2 separate regions of the Homo sapiens genome follow, and region 2 is linked to region 1. A link is an interaction called in ENCODE POLR2A ChIA-PET data of the cell type or tissue named here. Cell type or tissue: PC-9. All regions are shown on one strand. Links, peaks and the distances in the headings refer to the core of each region. The heading gives the core; the rest is flanking DNA.

Region 1 (9,285 bases), core at 611-8,610:
CAGTTCCTAACAGGCCATCAACAGGTACTGGTCCATGGCCTGGGTACTGGGGACCCCGGAATTATATTACTCAGCTGTCTCTACATTTAGGTATTACTTATTTTGCCTGCCAAAGAGTAAAATGTGTTAAAACTTCCCAATACAATTAGTTTCTGTAATTTTCTTCTTGTCTTTCTGTTGTGTTTTGTTCTCTATATATTTATCTAGTGTTTATGAATAAAATTACACAACTCATACTACAGCACAGCTTTATCAATAAAGTGGAGATTTTTACCCTACTTTTCATTTTCTACCTTAAGTTATACTTTGTCAGATGTTAATTCCTGCTTTCTTTTTATTTTAATTTCTTGGTATATCTTTGCTTATCATTTTGCTTTCAATGTTTATGCTTATTTTGGTTTGAGTATGTTTTATAACCTACATAGACTGTGTGTGTATATGCTTGTAAGTGCAAGGGTGTGTATTTAACCAGCTTGAGAACCACTGTCTTTTAATAGCGAAGTTTAAGAAGTTCAACCCATTTTCATTATTATTATTGTTACATATTTTACTATAATACATTATATGTAATATATATTTTTATATTTCACTGTGTCTGGGTATGGTGGCTCATACCTGAAGCCCTAGCAGTTTGGGAGGCTGAGGCGGGAGGACTACTTGAGCCCAGGAATTTAAGATCAGCTTTGGCAACATGAGATCTCCATTTCTACAAAAAGTTTAAAAATTAGCCAGGTGTCATGGCTCACGCCTGTAGGCCTGGCTACACGGGAGGCCGAAGCGGGAGGATAGCTTGATCCCAGGAGGTCAAGGTTGCAGTGAGCTGTGTTCACGCCACTGATCTCCAGCCTGGGCAACAGAGCAAGACCCTGTCTCAAAAAACCAAACCAAACCAAACAAAACTTCATTGCTGTTTTTCTGTTTTGTAATTGCTAGACTATGTTTTGTTTTATTGATGTCTTCTTCGATAATGTTCAAAATTATCAATTACGTTTCTCAATTTTTCAATTGAATAAATCAGAAAAAATGGATATATATAACAGCATAAACATAAAAACCTTACAAGCATTGAATAATATCTTAAATTAAAGGACAAAAAGACTGAGAAAATATTTGCAACAAATAAGATACATATTCACAATACAATCCACAATATAAAAGAAGTCATGAACATCCATAAGAAAAAAATGGGTATAGCAGTCAAAACTGTATTTGGCTACGAGAACCAGCAAAACATACCATAGTGGCTTAACAGATGAAAGGAAGGACTGTTTCACTTGGGTAATAAGAAGTCCCATGGGAATCAGTCCAAGGCTGATACATTGACTCCAAGTATCCCCAGTGTCCCAGGCTCTGTAAATCTTTAGGTTCATGCATTCTTAGTATGCAGTTTTTATCTTTTTGGTTTCAAAACGACTGTTGCATCTCCTGGCAGCTCAAGTGGAAAGAAGACAGAAATTGGAGAGGAATGCACCAGAAGACTTATTTCTCATATCAATAAGGGGGTGGGGGTGGAACATCAAAATTTAGCTTTTACTCTCTCTATAGTGGAGTCAAGTAAGGGAGAAACATGTTGCAAATGGAGATTGGCTTGGCCAAAGTACAGCGCCTGCTACATAGAGAACTGAAATAGAAAATTCACAAAATAAGAAATTAAAAAATAAAAAATCATACCAAAATAACAATCCACTAAATAGTAATCAAAGCAATTTATGAAAAACTCTTTGGCAGGATTAGAAAAGTTCTTATCTCTTTGGTCTGTCCATTTTAAGTCCAGTACCCAATCCTTAGAAAATAATTTAAAACACAGACAAAATGTACCTTCTAGACTATTTATCAGTGTTTTGTTGTTGTTAGTTTTGATTTTATTATATAACCTATACATTTGTTTATGCCAGGCAGCTTCTTTTAGGTTGCAAGGAACAGATACATCTTGAAGTTGCCTCAGTTTATGGTTAATGTTGTAAGAACATATGAAAGCAGGAACAGAATAAAATAATGTCATCAGCCACAAGCTGAGGAACGGGACACACAGGTCTCCCTGAGCCCAGCTATTCTGATAAGAAGCAGCTCTATCAGTCCATTATCTTGCTCTTTAAGAGTGGACATTTGTGGCTCTCGACACAGTGCTCTGCCATTATGACTCAGCTTCTCTCTTTTTTTTTTTTTCTTTTTGACAGGGTCTCATTTTGTCACCCAGGCAAGAGTTCAGTGGCATGATCATAGCTCACTGCAGCCTCAAACTCCTGGGCTCCAACTGCACTGGAGGATACTCTCACCTCAGTCTCCCAAGTAGTTGGGAGTACAAGTGTACAACACTATGCCTGGCTAATTTTGTACAATTTTGTAGAGATGGGGTTTTGCTATGTTGCCCAGGCTGGTCTCAAGCTCCTGGCCTCAAGCAATCCTCCCACCTCATCCTCCCAAAGTGCTGGCTGGGATTACAGGCATGAGCCACCATGCCCTCGCTACTCCTTAAGTACTATGCTCTTAAAATTAACATTTTAGGCTAAATCTACTAGAATGATGCATTCAAGTATTTTATAATTTTATTTCAAGTTTTCTTAAAGAAGCAAGGTGTGCTAACTATAGAGCACTTGGGAAATACAAAAATTATACAAAACAGTAAAATCGCCCATAGTCTCACAGTTCGAGGTAACCATTATTAATATTTTGGTGTTTTTCCTGGGGCCCTTTTATCTTTGATAATTTTTTCCTTTTTCTCTCTAATTTGAAGAAGAAAAAGCTTTGTTATTTGTATCATCAAAAGTTAGAGTGAGTATATATGACCAGAAATAAAAATGAACAAATTACACAACACATTTTGGTTGATGTACAGCATGCGAGACCGAATATGAACAAAGATGGGATACCAAATGCTATTAATATCTTTCTATTTAAAATAAAATTTCAGGCCAGGTGCAGTGGGTCATGCCTGTAACTATGTAATCCCATAACTTTGAGAGGCCGAGGCAGGCGGATCACTTGAGGTCAGGAGTTTGAGACCAGCCTGGCCAACGTGGTGAAACTCCGTCTCTACTAAAAGCACAAAAATTAGCCGGGTGTGGTGGCACGCACCTGTAATCCCAGCTACTCGGGAGGTTGAGGCAGGAGAATCGCTTGAACCCAGGAGGCAGAGCTTGCAGTAAGCCGAGCCTGGGCAACAGAGCGAGAGTCTGTCTCAAAAAGTAAAACAAAATAAAACCTCAGAAATTCAGTTCCATTCATTTGCAATTGTTTCTACATAAGCTGATCTGAAACTTACCTCTGAATTACGTATGAAACAATTTGCCAGGTGAATTCATAGCATAAACAAAATGACTAGGGGCATGTTTGACTTATGTGAGGGCTTTTAAGGATTTTTAAACACCTTAACAGCACCCCTGTTTCTCTACTCATTAATTATTAGTTTTCAGACAAGATCCAGCACATTCAGAGTGGTATGGCCATAGACAATAACTAGTTTCCAATGAGTCTCATCTGTTCATTAAAGTTTGTCATCCCACAGAGCAATGAAAAGTGAAGAAAATAGGTTTACATTCTGAGACATGCTTCACCATCCAAAACCAAAACATGCAATCTAGTGTTTACTTTTTTTAATGGCCCAAATAGTGTCTATAGTTACTAAGTAACTATTTTCTTAGTGAAAACAAACCAATGAATCTTGGAAGTCACATTGAAGATGAAGAATATAACTCAAAATTGAAGGCTTTTTCCCTTTATTTTAAGAAGCATTCCTTGACTCCCAACCATGTTTTACATTCCTTGACCATATTTCTTATATTAGACATCAGTCTCTTATTTTGTTTTCTTGGTAAGCCTTTCTTAGTAGACTTTTAAGGTCTATTATTAGGATATTTTCAATTTCTAGCATAACAGTTAGTCCCTAATATTTTCTCAATAAATATGTCTGGCTGAGGGAATGCACCAACACATATTTTAATGAATACATTAAATGTGTTAGGTTTTTAAATGTTGAGACCATGTTCTTTCATTTTCCACTTCTTCAGGGCTTGCTGGTCACCTTAGATGAGATGATGATTAACCTAATGATTACATAAAGTCACTAAATTAGGTGAAGCAAGACATGAGAAAGATTTCAATGGGAAGATAAAATCATCCTCAAGAAAACCACAGAGGTAGGCTGGGCACTGTGACTCACACAGTGCTGTAATCCCAGCACTTTGGGAGGCCAAGGCGAGAGGATTGCTTGAGGCCAGCAGTTTGAGACCAGGCTGGGCAACATAGCTGGACTCTGTCTCTACGAAACATTTAAAAACCTAGCTGAGTGTATAGTGATGCACACCTGTAGTCACAGCTACTCAGGAGGCTGAGGTGGGAGGATCACTTGAGCCCAGGAGTTTGAGGTTACAGTGGGTAATGATTGAGCCACTGCATTCCAGCTTGGGTGACAAAGGAGGATACTCTCCCCCCACCAAAAAAAGAAAGAAAACCATAGAGGTAGATCTATAGGATATAAATAGACTATACAACGTAAAAGCTGTGTACAGACATTAAACAAAAACCACAGTATCAATATTAAAGGGTAGAAATAAATACATTTGGCCATAATTAAGCTAATCTATTTTAAAATCTTCTGTAAGACAGACGTATCTTTAATTAGAATCCTTTTCAATGATTTTCATCATTTCCAACTAGTAAAGTCCTTTTAAAGTCAAGAATATAGATTTTTAACAAGGATCTAATGCCTGCAAAATATTCTTAAATTCTCTTTTCCTTAAATTCTCAATCCCTTTTATACTTCTTATTTAGCACTTTTCATGATTATCAGTCAGTAGGAACCGGGTGTTTGTGTCTTCCCACAAAAGAATGAACAGATGGAGGAAAAGCACCAATTTTTTTTTTACTCATGTGGTACCAATTTATCTCCTTTCTTAATATATTTCTCATAAAAGGAGCATAGTAATTTTAATTGAACCAAAATAATCCCAACTCTTTGCAAGGAATCATTGTCAGAGAGGAAATTGATCTTCTATCTGCTTTATGTTCTAAAACCTTCTGGGCTTCTACAGATGCTCACTTCATCTCTTTTTAAATAAAGGGCAGACTATTTGAGATGTTTTTACAGTGAGAAATGAGAAAAGTTAAGCGCTACGAGTGAGAAACCAGGAGTCTAAGTTCTCTCTCTGACATTGACTATCTGTGTGACCCTGGATAAGGCATGTAACCTCTCTGGTCTTGTTTCTTCATCTGTTAAAACTATTTGAATTGGTTGACATTTACCATTCTTTCCAGGACTCTCTATGATATTCAATCAATTATCCATCTTCTCCAACTAGTCTTTGCTCTTCTTGCTTATCTCATGGAAACACGTTATTTCCACCTTCTCCCACACTCAACTACTATTTTCCTTAGGAGAGACCTTGAGTACTGTTAAATTTCCTCAGAGAAATGTTAAGCAAGTCACTCAAACTCTCTAGGCTGCAGTTTCCTCATCTGTAAAAGAACAGATCACAAGCTCACCAGCCACAGATCTCAGCATCAGATCCTTACAGAGGACTGGTGACCAAGTGAGCAAGGCTCATCACTCTAGAGAGAAGCTGATGCCAACCAGCATAGGTCAAGGACCATCATAAGACTAGAGGCTTCTCACCCCTTTGCCCAAGGCTACATTATGACTGGGAAATTTCTAAAATATTATTTAAATTATTAGAGCAAACTAAACTCTGAATCAGATTCCTGCTCTGCCACCTCCACTAATCAGGTGCCTAGAAAGGGAAGCAGAATAGGCAATGTTGGCAATGTTATGTTAAATTGCTATGTTTCCTCCAGAGTGGTAACTGTGATTCAAGACATGTGACTTTGTTTATGTATTATCTTTAGCAAGGTGACCCTCACCTGGAAGATTAACTTTGTGACTCTTAAACCAGAAGGTTGCTTATTGCCCCTTCCTGTTTAATGGGGTTCATGGAGGTCCATACCTGCCAGCCATGCCAGTCCTGCTCTCTCCTGTGCCTGAGTAGTGATTTAGGTATCATTCTTGCCCGTGCAGACTGTCCTGACACTTCTGCCACTGTAGGAAAGACAAAAACACAAAACTTCCCAACAATCATATTCCTAGATCTTTACCTAAGTAAACTGAAAGCTCACGTTCACACAAAAACCTGTATGCAAATGTTTATAGCAACTTTATTCATAATCTCCAAAATCTAGAAGCAACCAAAATGTCTTTCCACAGGTGAGTGGATAAAAAAATTGTGGTAATTTTTGTTTTGCTTTGTTTTGAGATAGGGTCTCACTTTCTTGCCCAGGCTGGAGGGTAGTGGCATGTTCATAGCTCACTGCAGCTTCAAACTCCTGGGCTCAAGCGATCCTTCCATCTCAGCCTTCAGAGTAGCTGGGACTACAGGTATGCACCACCATGCTTGGCTAATGTTTTTTTTAATTTTTTTTTTTTTTTTCATGGAGACGGGGTCTCCTATGTTGCCCAGGCTGGTCTCAAGCTCCTGGGCTCAAGCGATCCTCCCACCTTGGCCTCCCAAACAGTTGGAATTACAGGCATGAGCCACAATTCCTGGCCATGGTACATTCATATAATGGAGTACTATTCTGCTGTGAAAAAAAGAATAAACTCTTGATTCACACAATGATGTGGGTCAGTCTTACGTGAATTTTGCTAATTGAAGGAAGCCAGACTCCAAAGGGTGCACACATTGTATAAATCCATTCATATGACATTTTAGAAGCAGCTACACTATGGGGATGGAAAACAGATGCCAGGGGTTGGTGGCAGTAGGAAGAGGGTAGATTAACTGTACATTAACTGCAGAGATAATTCATGGGGGGAATTTTTAGGGTGACAGAACTGTTCTGGGCTGGGTGTGGTGGCACACACCTATAATCCCAGCACTTTGGGAGGCCGAGGTGGGAGGATCGCTTGAGCCAGGAGTTCAAGACCAGCCTGGGAAAAATAGCAAGATCCCATGTTTACAAAAAGTAAAAAAATTAGCTGGGCATGTGTGCACATACCTGTAGTCCCAGTTACTCAGGAGGTTGAGGTAAAAGTATTGCTTGAGCCCAGGAGTTTGAGACTGCAGTGAGCTATGATCGCACCACTGCATTCCGACCTGGGTGGCAGAGAAAGATTCTGTCTCCAAAAGGCAGAGGTGGGGAGGGGGTGGGGGGTAGGAACAATTCTGTATGATACTGAGTTGTGGATAAATGGCTCTGCATTTGTCAAAATCCATAGAACTGTACATCACAAAGAGGGAACGCTAATGTATACAATCAAAAAAATATCAACCAGGATGGTGGGGACTGCAGACTTTCATGAATGAATGTAACTGTACACATAACATCCCTGAAGGGGTTGGGAAAAGGTGCAAACCAAAATAATCTTGCAGGTGCTGCTTTGACTTATAATTGTAAGGCTAAAGGCCAAAGGAACTGGACATAAGCACTGTGTTCCAACTGGCAAGTCTCTTTCTCATCGGGTTGGGGTGGGGCGGTATTACCTATGCTGAAACAGCTTTACATGCACCGTTAAGTAATAATGGGCAAATAAGGAAATAAAAGTGGATAGTGGGGGTCAGGTTTTTCACTGTTGGAGAGAGAAGTTATAGATAAGCAAAGGCAGAAGGCTAGAAGGAACCCTGTGATACTGGATTAGAGTCAGAAATATGAGTATGAACTCATATTTAACCATATATATAAATCATAATAGATATGTGTATATATATGGGTTAATATATGTAGCTCCTATCTGTGCCCTCTGAGAGGGCTTAGTACAGGGTTACAGCTAGTATAGGGTTGCCAGATCAAACATAGGATACATAAGTAAATTTGAATTTCAGATAATAAATACACACACACACACACACACACACACACCACACAGAGAGACACACACACACAGACACTTAAGCCTATAAAGGAGTAAAATATATTTGCAAGGGTATACAAGAAAATTGTAACTGGGTGGCCAGGGCAATGAGATGGAAGGAAGACTGACTTTTCACTATATACCCTTGGACCATAAGTTTCTTATTCACAAAATAAACAACTTTACAAAAATTAAGCAAGTAAAACCTTGTAGCTAACTCAACAAATAAAAGTATTTTCTATGAATTAGAATAAAAAAGGGCTACCTGGTTAACTTTTAAAAATTTCACTGCTTTGTAGTGAAATCACTTATTCGTTATGTAATTCATAGAAGCTCCAGACAGAGGCCGTCTTTTTCCTCCATAAGCAGGTCTTCTCTGCCTTTCTGCAGACCAGGTGGGGGTCACAGGCAAGTGTGACATTTTCTTCCTGGACCCCTTCTTCCATGGTGTTGGGGGAAGGACACCCGCACATCTTGGGGAGGAGACAGGAGAAAGACGCGCTTCCCGGAATCTTGGCTGCTTCTCACTTTAATCAAAGTCTCCTGCTGCTGACACACGGAAATTCTTTAATTAAACTCAGCCTGGCTCCTGTGCTAACCCTCTCCAGGCCGGTGCCAAGGCAACATACTCTAAATGATGAAGAGGAACCTTTTAAAAACTTTTTAATAGAGGGGATAATTAGCCTGTGCAATTCATTGTTACAGAATCTCCCAGAGACAAGGTAACTTATTACAGTCTTTCTTTCTTTCCTTTCTTTCTTTTTCTCTTTCTTTCTTTCTTTCTTTTCTTCTTCTTCTTTTTTTTTTTTTTTTGAAAGCTTTCAGTTTTATTCTGGATAGGAATTGTCTCCCTGTGCCAGACAGGGCGAAGCTTCCCAGGTCTCTTGAGGCATATGGTAATTGTCAGAAAGGATTGCTGAGGTCAAGAAGAAATTTCTTCCCACTATTGAATAAGGGCAAAAGGTAGACGAGAAACACTGTGGGAAGAGAGAGGGAACAGTCTGTCTTCTGCAGCATCGGACTGCACTGATTGTGCTGAGCCAGAGAGAGTATAACAAAAAGAAAGTAAATAGTGCAATGAGACTGCTCTTTGGTTCAGCCTTTGCCAGAATACAAGGACCTGCCCAGGCTCTGTCACAGGCTGTGCTAACAAACCCAGCCTTGGTTTTGCTCACAGAACTGAAAGAGGCTGGGACATCATTAGGGAAACGGAGTCGAACAGCCCTGCTCTCTCTGCTTCCTGCAGATCAGCAGACATGGAGCAGGGACAAAGCTTTCTTCCCACCTGGAAGGAATCTGCGCTTTCCTCATGAGTCTTCTGTTCAAAGGACAGTACCCCCAGTTTGATGTGAAAGTGATAGGGCGAGTGAGTAGAGTTCATAATTGTTTACTGCTACCTGGTTTCCTGAACTGTAGAAGTCATGACGAAAGATGTCAACTTTATG
Region 2 (9,285 bases), core at 587-8,586, 410 kb before region 1:
TGTGAAGAAAGTCATTGGTAGCTTGATGGGGATGGCACTGAATCTATAAATTACCTTGGGCAGTATGGCCATTTTCACGATACTGATTCTTCCTACCCAGGAGCAGGGAATGTTCTTCCATTTGTTTGTATCCTCTTTTATTTCGTTGAGCAGTGCTTTGTAGTTCTCCTTGAAGAGGTCCTTCACGTGATGGGCAGAATCCTTAAACTCAGAAAATATTACAATAGGTATTAACTGACACCACATTATAAAGAATATGAAGAGGAACTGTTATTCATGACATGCTAAGAAATGATAAAACCAGGCCTGCTAAGACTAATAGTCACCCACCTCCAACCTTTAAAGAGAGTTGAGACTGGGCGTGGCCACTCATGCCTGTAATCCCAGCAGTTTGGGAGGCTAAGGTGGGAGGATCACCTGCACCTAGGAGTTCAAGACTAGCCAGGGTAACACAGTGGGACACTTGTCTGCATAAATAAAAAATTAGTCCCAGCTATTTGGGAGGCTTTGGTGGGAGGATTGCTTGAGCCCAGGAGGTTGAGGCTGCAGTGAGCTATGATTGTGCCACTGCACTCTAGCCTGGGAAACAGAACAAGAGACACTGTCTCAAAAAAAACAAAAACAAAAACAAAAAACAGCCAAGAGTGCAGATTCCTTTGGAGGCACGTGTTAGAAGGCTCGTAGAGCAGAGGAGTGAGGGACACTTCCCCTCACTGTAAGCCAAGTGAGAGGGGCTTTAGGGGGCTTCCGTATACTACTGGGAGTGGGAGGAATATGAAGACTGAGAAGTGACAGTAAGATAGGCCTGAGAAGGAAGAACTGCAAAAAGAGAGGGAGGGAGAGTGAGTTGCAGTAGGTGTGAGCTGCAGTTTCCTAGACAATGGTGAGGAAAGGCATCCATTATCCATGGATATAGATTGAGCCATGCGGGAGGCAGACAGCCCGGAGCCTTCCTGAAGGGACTCTGTCCATAGACCCCCCTGGACAGATGCGGTGACCAGTGTGAGGAGATCTCTGGGGGGAAGCTGAACTTTGTGCCTCCAGAGAAGCCTCATCTGTTTTAAGTAGGATGCTCTATAACTTATCACCTAACTGGAGATACTTTTGAGAAAGAATCCTTTCTCAAATAGCTGCCTACTAACAGATAGCTGAGGCAACAGAATTCCACTGGAACTGTCCCTGCAAAGTGGACATACGGTCACGTTTGTGTTATGTTAACTGAGTTGGAGGTTCCCAGGACAACCTGCAGTGTCTTTCACAAAAGGGTCAGCTTTGCATATCTGCCAGGCTCAGCGGGCACCAGCACCAGGTTCTGAGCGTCCCCATCATGTAAGACTGCTGCTCTTTTCCTCTAATACCCACTGCCCTGAGTCTGATCCTGAATGGCTCAGAAGCGGCAGCTGGGGAGTGTGCGAGGAGGGTCAGTGGGGGAGATGGGGAGGACATTGGCCACACAGCCCTGCCTGGCTACTGGCAAACAATCACCATCTGCAGTCTTGCCCTACTGTAAGAGGGGAGACTCTCCAATATAAATAAAAGCTCAGGGTTTGTATTATTACCATAGCCTGGCTACTTAAAATACTCAAATGAGGTGGTGCCTGCGACTGAAAATGACCCTTGTGTCCGGGAATGACTCAGAAAGCCACCTGCCTTGTCTGAAATCTCAACTAGGGGCAGAGAAAGAACCTCTTAAAGAGAAGGTTTGAAGGGACAACAGAAGAAAGAAAGTTGTTTTATGATTGTAAACTATAGAATATATTTCATTTATTAAAATATGACTAAGAGGAAATATGAGCACCTCACCTGAATTGTGCACAACTACTACACAAATTGAGTTGAAGTTTTGAGAACTTCCCCAAGAGGCTGACTCTCAGCATTCCTCATGCCCTGAAACGAAGCAGGAGTGTAAAATCGATCTAATCTGGTTGAATTCAATTCAGGAGATTTATGTCTAGGGCCTAGCACATACTTAGCCCTTGATAAACATCAATGAATATGAGCTAGTGTAATGATTTACTGAGCATCTACTATGTGCCAGAGACGCATATTATCTCATTACTTATAATCACCTTATGAGGTTCAAGGTCCCAGCTCCCCTTCTTCAATCATAGAGTTAGGATTCCAACCCAGTTTTCTTTCTGCTATCCTCTTTTACCATCCCAAGAGTTGCCAAACTTCTTAAAGAACAGAGCGAAGAAGATACACTTGAGTTAGTCTGTTTTTGCATTGCTATAAAGGAATATCTGAGATTGGGGGATTTATAAAGAAAAGAGGTTTTATTTTGGCTCACAGTTCTGCAGTTCGTACGCGAAGCATAGTGCTGGGATCTGCTGCTGGTGAGGCCTCAGGAAGCTTTCGATTATGGAGGAAGGTGAAGAGGGAGCCAGTACCTCCTATGATGAGAGAGGGCTAGGAAGGTGCCACACTCTTTGAAACAACCAGATTGCCTGTGACCGCAGAGCAAGAACTCATTACCACGAGGAGGGCACCAGGCCATTCATGGGAGGTCTGTCCTTACCACCGGGCCCCACCTCCACCACCATGGGAGGTCACATTTCAGCATGAGATTTGGAGGAAACAAAGCATCCAAACCATATCACACTTCGTTAATTTTAGAGACTGCTTTGCAGTCAGGTATGGTGGTTAAGAGGAGTGACGTTAGTACCAGATGGCCTGCGTTCAAATCCTGCTTTTGAGCCTTACAAACTGTGTGACCTTGAACAAGGTGCTTAACCTTTCTGTGCTCCTATAAAGGGAAGTGATAATATTGGTTATGTATTTCATAGGGTTGTTGTGAGGTTTAAATTAGTTAATATGTGCAAAGGGCTCAAGAAGATTTTAATATGTGTTTAAAAATACTGACCGTTTTTTAAAAAAGTTGACTGGTATTATTTATATGCTTTGATTATCTCATTTCCCAGATGCTTAGAGCACAGAATTCTCCATGGCCCATGAGATTATAAACACTGCATCCTGATACTAAAGGACTCTAACCTGCCCTGGAAAGCCTTATTTCGTCCTGTTCTCTGGTCAGCCAGGGCCCTCGCTGCCCCTGTGGGAGGTCAGCCTCGTCTTGTCTGTTGTTTCTGCTCATGTCACCCCCCCACCGCCTGCCACTCTCACCTCCCAGGGTTCTAGGTTCTTCCAGTTTATATTATGGCAGAGATTAGATCTGCATCTGTGATGACCAATCTTTCATCTTGTTGCTTTTCTCCCCTTTCATGTTATTTGCTTTTCTCAACAAAGGAAACTTGCAACTTCAGGTCAAATTTCCTTTAGTAAAACTTTCCCCCAAGATAAAGTCCTTCCCAGAAGGCTGCTTGGAACAGGAATCTGAGAGCTTCCTTTTTCCTTTGCTGGCAGAGTTTCCTGTTTGCCTTTATGGTTGAGCCAGCCTGTGCCCCAATCACTGTGGATGGAAGGGACCCTCCAGGAGGCCGCTGCAAGACTCTTGTTGGAGATGCCTTACTATGAACTCACGAGCCAAGTCTGAGAAGCTGCCTTCGCTCTTCACCTTGCCTTCCCCACTTTTGCATTTTTCAGTTTATATCACCAGACTGAGTATTGGTTCCACCACCAGGCAATGAAATAGCCTCCTCCCTGATTCCGATCTATCTTCTCAGTACACGCTGATCTGTGGTAGACAGAGTCTATATTAAGGGCGCTAAATGTGAGGGCAGGCTTCAAGAAGGCTGGCTTCGAAGCGGGCCAAGAGCTCCTTGTTAGGCAGCCAAACCACAGGCGACAATGTTTGAAGTTGTACCAAGTGTCTGGTCAAAGCAGAGATGGTAAGATTAAAAAAAAAAAAAAACCTGCCTTAGAAATTGGGAATTGGAAAAAGATAGAATTTATTCCATGCTGAGCAGCACATAGAGGAGATGAAGCTGGTCTAAAGGAAGGAAAAGTGTCTGGGAGGTGAGAGCCCAGCTAGTAGGAAACAGCTCCAGAGGGAAATGGCCAGGTGCGGGGGGATGGAAGAAAGCTGGGCAGAGGTGTCCTAGAGGATTAACGAGAGGAAGACACTGGATTCACATGGCTGCAAAGAGGACTCTCAAGCTGGAACACAGAAAGTTGGCCTGGAGTGCACCAAGAGAGAAGACTTGTTTGACAAAGGCCCGTAACAGGCAATAGGGCATACTGGATAAGACCATGGGGTTCTTGAGACAAACTGAGTTTAAGTCTCATCTCAGTAATTTATTAGCTAGTGAAGTTAGGCAAATAATCTGTGCCTCAGTTTTCTTGTTTTTGAAATGGGCTAATAATCATGTCTACCTCTTGGGTTGTTGTAAGGATTAATTGAGATAACATGTCTCAAACGGCCTAGCAGAGGACCTGACACAGTACTTGATCAATAATTGTCGACTGGCGGCAGTAGTCAAGTGGTATCTCGAGGGCAGGTGTCTCAATGAGCTGCTGGTCTGGAAGAGGGTAGGGGTGTCCTGAACAAATAGCCAAGTTATGATTTCCCTCTTCATAGACGGTGTCCTGGAATTCCTTACAGGGTGGGAAAGGAGATTTCTACTCAAAACAGTTGGCTGATTGGTGTGATAATGAACCTGGGGTGGCCGCCTGAAAGGGGGTCAAATTTAGAGTCTGGAGTGAAGAGTCACCTTTAACTCCCTGGGAGCATCTGCAGGGAGAAGTGAAAATCAACTTTATTTCTGGATGATTCCCTCATGGTGAGTTTTGCCTTTGGAGAGCAGGAAGTTGGAGACGCAGCATGGCGTGGAGATGAAGGGAACGTGCTGGAACAGTGGTTCTTGGTTGGGAGTGTCCAGTAGAATCACCTTGAGGCTTGCCAGGACACAGATGGCTCCACCTGACCCCCCAAATTTCTGACTCATTAGGTCTCTGATGAGTTCCCAGGAGGTGCTGATACAGCTGGTCCAGGGACCAGACAGTGAGAACCATGGCTACAGAGTCAGACAGACTTGGTTTTAAATTTTCATCATTAAGTAGTTTTATGACCTTAGGCAAGTTATACAACCTCTCTGATCTTCAGTTTTTTCATCTGTAAATAGGACAATAATTAAAGACAAGTTAAAAAATATATACAAAGTATCTAGTACTCAAAAAACAGGAACTATGATGAGTAGAGGGTAGAGACTGAGCAGGAATGGGAGACTTCAGGATCTGGAAAAAACTGTAATTCAAAAAGTCACTGGCCTGGAGTGGTGGCTCACGCCTGTAATCCCAGCACTTTGAGAGGCCGAGGCGGGCGGATCACTTGAGGTGAGGAGTTCAAGACCAGCCTGGCCAACATGGTGAAACCCCGTCTCTCCTAAAAATACAAAAATTAGCCAGGCGTGGTGGTGCGTGCCTGTAATCCCAGCTACTTGGGAGGCTCAGGCATGAGAATCACTTGAACCCGGGAGGTAGAAGTTGCAGTGAGTTGAGATCACACCACTGTACTCCAGCCTGGGTGACGGAGTGAGGCTCTGTCTCAAAAACACAAAACAAAAGAGCACAGAGAGGCCAGGCAGAGAAGCCAAGCTGCTGCTTCCCATTCTGCTCCCCTCTGCCCACATCATCAGTCACCAAGGTGGGCGGTGCTGGGAGTTTGTGTGGGGCAGAGGCACCCAAGGCAGCTTCCGAGAACCTGGCATAAGGGAGGACTGGGCTATTTTGAGCAAAATAGGTATTTCTGGCTTGTTTTTTCAGCTTAGTAACTCAAGGCAAAAAATCACATCCCAGAACTATTTTAAAGGCAGAGGAAACCTCCACTGAGCCGTAGCCCCCTCCTACACAGGGCTCTCAGGGCTGGATTTGGACTCCCAGAAGAACACAGTGTATCTGGGCCTCTGTGCTGGGCTCAGAATATTCTCCTGCGGCCCCATCTGTGGAAATGGAATCATGCTTCGAGGTTCTTTGCCTCAGTGAAGCTAGTGGCCCCTCACCGGCTGGTTTAATTTTTAACTCATCATCCGTTTTTTTTTTCCCCCTAAGGTTGTAAGCACTGCAAAATCATGATCTAGAACATATCTTTATATGCATTCTGTGATCTTTGGCAAAGGGCTGACCGGCTCAATAAATGGTAAACAATAGAGGGAGAAAGTGAGGAAGGAAGGAATAAAAGATGGAAGAAAGGAAAAAAGAAAGGGAGGAAAGGAGGAAGGGTGGGAGAGAAGGAAAGATAGAAGAAGAATGGAAGGAAGAAAAGATAAAGAAAGAAGGGACGGAGGCTGGGTGTGGTGGCTCATGCCTGTAATCCCAGCACTTTGGGAGGCCGAGGCAGGAGGATCACTTGGGGCCAGGAATGCAAGACCAGCCTGGGCAACATGGCAAAACCCCATCTCTACTAAAAATACAAAGATTAGTCAGGCATGGTGGCGCACACTTGTAATCCCAGCTACTTGGGAGGCTAAGGTGGGAGGATCCCTTGCGCTCAGAAGTTCAAGACCAGCCTGGGTAACAAAGTGAGACCTTGTGTCTGTACAATATTTTATTTTAAAATTAGCTAGGTGTGGTGGCACATGCCTATAGTCCTAGCTACTTGCGAGGCTGAGGTTGGAGGATTCTTTGAGCCTGGGAGGTCAAGGCTGCAGTTAGCCATGATGGTGCCACTGTTTTCCAGCCCTGGTGACAGAGCAAGACCCTGTCTCAAAAAAAAAAAAAAAAAAAAAAAAAAAAAAGATGGAGGGAAGGAAGAGAGGGAGGAAGGATGGGAGGAAGGAAGGAAGAACACGTTTCCTCAGCTTTCCTTTGGTAAGGCTTTCATTTCTCACATTCGGAAGAGCTGACTAGAGGGCATTTCCTGCTTCTGCAGAGGTTACTCCCGGGGAACAAGCTCAAGGCCTGTGAGATTGCACAGGACACAGAGGAGCATCCTAGTCACCAAGCTCTGGAACAGGAGGATGAAGGAGAATCAGAGGGAGTTTGACAGAGGTGGTTTGAGCTTTCTTGTTGCGTAACCTGAGACCTGCCTGATCCCTTTCTCTACCCGACGCCTGCTCCCAGAAGGAAGTGATATCTTTCTCCTCTGAACCCAAAAACCACTCCCTTTCTATGGACATGGTGTAAGGGCGGGTTGTGGGTGCTCTTGGGTGGCCCATGTGGGCAGAGCAGCTGACCACCACTCTGAGCATCTTCTCCTTTTTCCCATCAGTAAAATCCACAGGTCAAATGAGATTCCCAAGTGCTTCCACCCAGTCTCCAAGCCTCAGCTCATTTTGGTTTATGTGGCGTCAAAGGCCTCAGCAGGTCCACAAGCGGCAGGAGGCCCGACTGAATACATTCACCCGTTACCCGTGTTCCGGGCCCTTCGGCTCTGTGGGTTTGGGCCCAGATGATCTCTCTGAAATTTCATCCCCCCTGTCAACACAGTGCTGATGGGTGCCCCTCTTTGTTTCTGGCCCCCAACCCCTGCTCAGGAGCACCCACCTGTTTTCCATTTTCAGCTGTGTGCTTAGAAACACCTTGACTCTTCTCACACCTGCCAGGTAAATGGGTTCTCTCCTGCTCCATCTTGCTGTTAGCCCCTTTGGTCTTCTGTTGAGCTCCCTAACCTTTGCAGGGCGGCTAGTGCCTCTGGAGATAAGGGATAGTCTCTAAATTCTCAGCGGGTATTATTAGTATTTGCATTCTAAAATAGAAGTTTCTAAAGGCACGATCAATATTACCTTTTATTTTATTAATAGCTTCCACACTTAGTTCAGCCCCCTGAATACGTCCAGTAAAGGACTTTACAAATGGCGTCCAGTAAATACTTTACAAATGTTCCTGCCTTCAATGAGGATTTACACATCTGAATTCATGTAAATAATTTAAAGAATACTGGTACTTAACAACTTCCAACTTCATTTACTTTTTCCATTTTCTTCCATGCAGATTTATTTCTTTACTGTTTCCTCTGTTCAAGGCTTTATTTCATTTCTTTCTTTTCCAAGAATAAGATAATATATTGAACTCATAGCTAGAGGTAAATAAGTAACTTCCTGTTTAAATTTAGTTTTAGCCTACATTCTTATCTGTTATAATTACAGCATTGAATTATTTTAAGAATCTACCTACAATGGGGAACTCTTCTCTCCCCATGTTCTGCTTCAACCCATAAAGGAAGAAACTTCCACTAACATTGCCACTTTTTTGAGGAACTGCTATGCTATGTGTTTGAGTTGGTTTGGGCTGTTGTAACAAAATAGCACACTGGGTGGCTTAAACAACAGAAATGCATTTTCTCACAGTTCTGGAGGCTGGAAGTCCAGGGTCACGGTGTGGGCAGGGCTGGTTTCTCCTGTGGCTTGCAGATGATCACCTTCTGACGGTTTCCTCGCTTGGTCCTTTCTTCTGCGGCAGGTGGGAAGCGAGCTCTGGTGTCTTTTCCTCTTCTTACAAGGGCTCAAGTGATCTGCCCTGGTTCTATCACATTAGGGTCCCATCATCATGGCTTCATTTAACCTTAAGTCCCTCCATAAAGTCCCTATCTTCGAACACAGTCACACTGGAATTTAGGACTTCAACATACTAACTTTTTTTTTTTGAGATGGAGTTTGGCTCCTGTTGCCCAGGCTGGAGTCAATGGCGTGATCTCGGCTCACTGCAACCTCTGCGTCCTGGGTTCAAGCGATTCTCCTACCTCAGCCTCCCGAGTAGCTGGGATTACAGACATGCGCCACCACGACCAGCTAATTTTGTATTTTTGGTAGAGATGGGGTTTCTCCATGTTGGTCAGGATGGTCTCGAACTCCCGACCTCAGGTGATCCACCCACCTTGGCCTCCCAAAGTGCTGGGATTACAGGCATGAGCCACAGTGCCTGGCCCAACATATGAACTTCTGAGGGACACAGTTCAGTTCCTAACACTTGGTTGCTGCTTTTTTTTTTTTTTTTTTTTTTTGAGACAAGGTCTCCCTCTGTCGCCCAGGCTGGAGTGCAGTGGCATGATCTTGGCTCACTGCAACCTCCGCCTCCTGGGTTCAAGTGATTCTCCTGCCTCAGCCTCCCAAGTACCTGGGGTTACAGATATGTGTCACCACGCCTGGCTAATTTTTGTATTTTTAGTAGAGACAGGGTTTCGCTATGTAGGTCAGGCTGATCTCAAACTCCTGGGCTCAAGTGATCTTCCTGCCTTAGCCTCCCAAAATGCTGGGATTACAGGCATGAGCCATCATGCCGGGCCTTGGTTGCTCTTCTCTATAAGAGAAGGAGGAATTAATTGGATGGATGAGAGCTTGATACATGCATTGGGCCATATTTTTAGGGGTTGGAGCATGATGTAAAGACAGGGTCTCCTGGTGCCCCACCTCCTGCTTCCTGGCCCTCTCTGTGGAGGCCACAGGATGATGC

Evidence for each region. ChIA-PET counts read pairs that join two places held together with the same protein. Peaks named below come from ENCODE experiments on the same cell type or tissue, not always from the same donor. Only the 100,000 strongest peaks of a DNase experiment are listed, where the experiment ranks them.
Region 2: POLR2A ChIA-PET joins it to region 1 with 5 read pairs; 3 of 35 experiments call an interaction of 5 or more read pairs at or near these places.

Annotation. Positions count from the first base shown.
Region 1 is chr12:11,556,037-11,565,321 of GRCh38, reverse strand. It overlaps LINC01252 (long intergenic non-protein coding RNA 1252), which reads right to left. Exons shown (of 8, transcript NR_033890.1): 6 at 8,106-9,285; 7 at 5,940-6,031; 8 at 919-1,621. LOC124902877 (a long non-coding RNA gene) reads left to right here and starts at 9,119. Exons shown (of 3, transcript XR_007063210.1): 1 at 9,119-9,206. In PC-9, for the core only: no CTCF peak of the experiment used is centred there; a DNase peak (open chromatin) is centred at 4,131; H3K27ac peaks cover 566 bases.
Region 2 is chr12:11,961,961-11,971,245 of GRCh38, reverse strand. No RefSeq gene overlaps it. Among named protein-coding and RNA genes, the nearest start is that of BCL2L14, 100 kb to the left of the region's middle. In PC-9, for the core only: no CTCF peak of the experiment used is centred there; no DNase peak of the experiment used is centred there.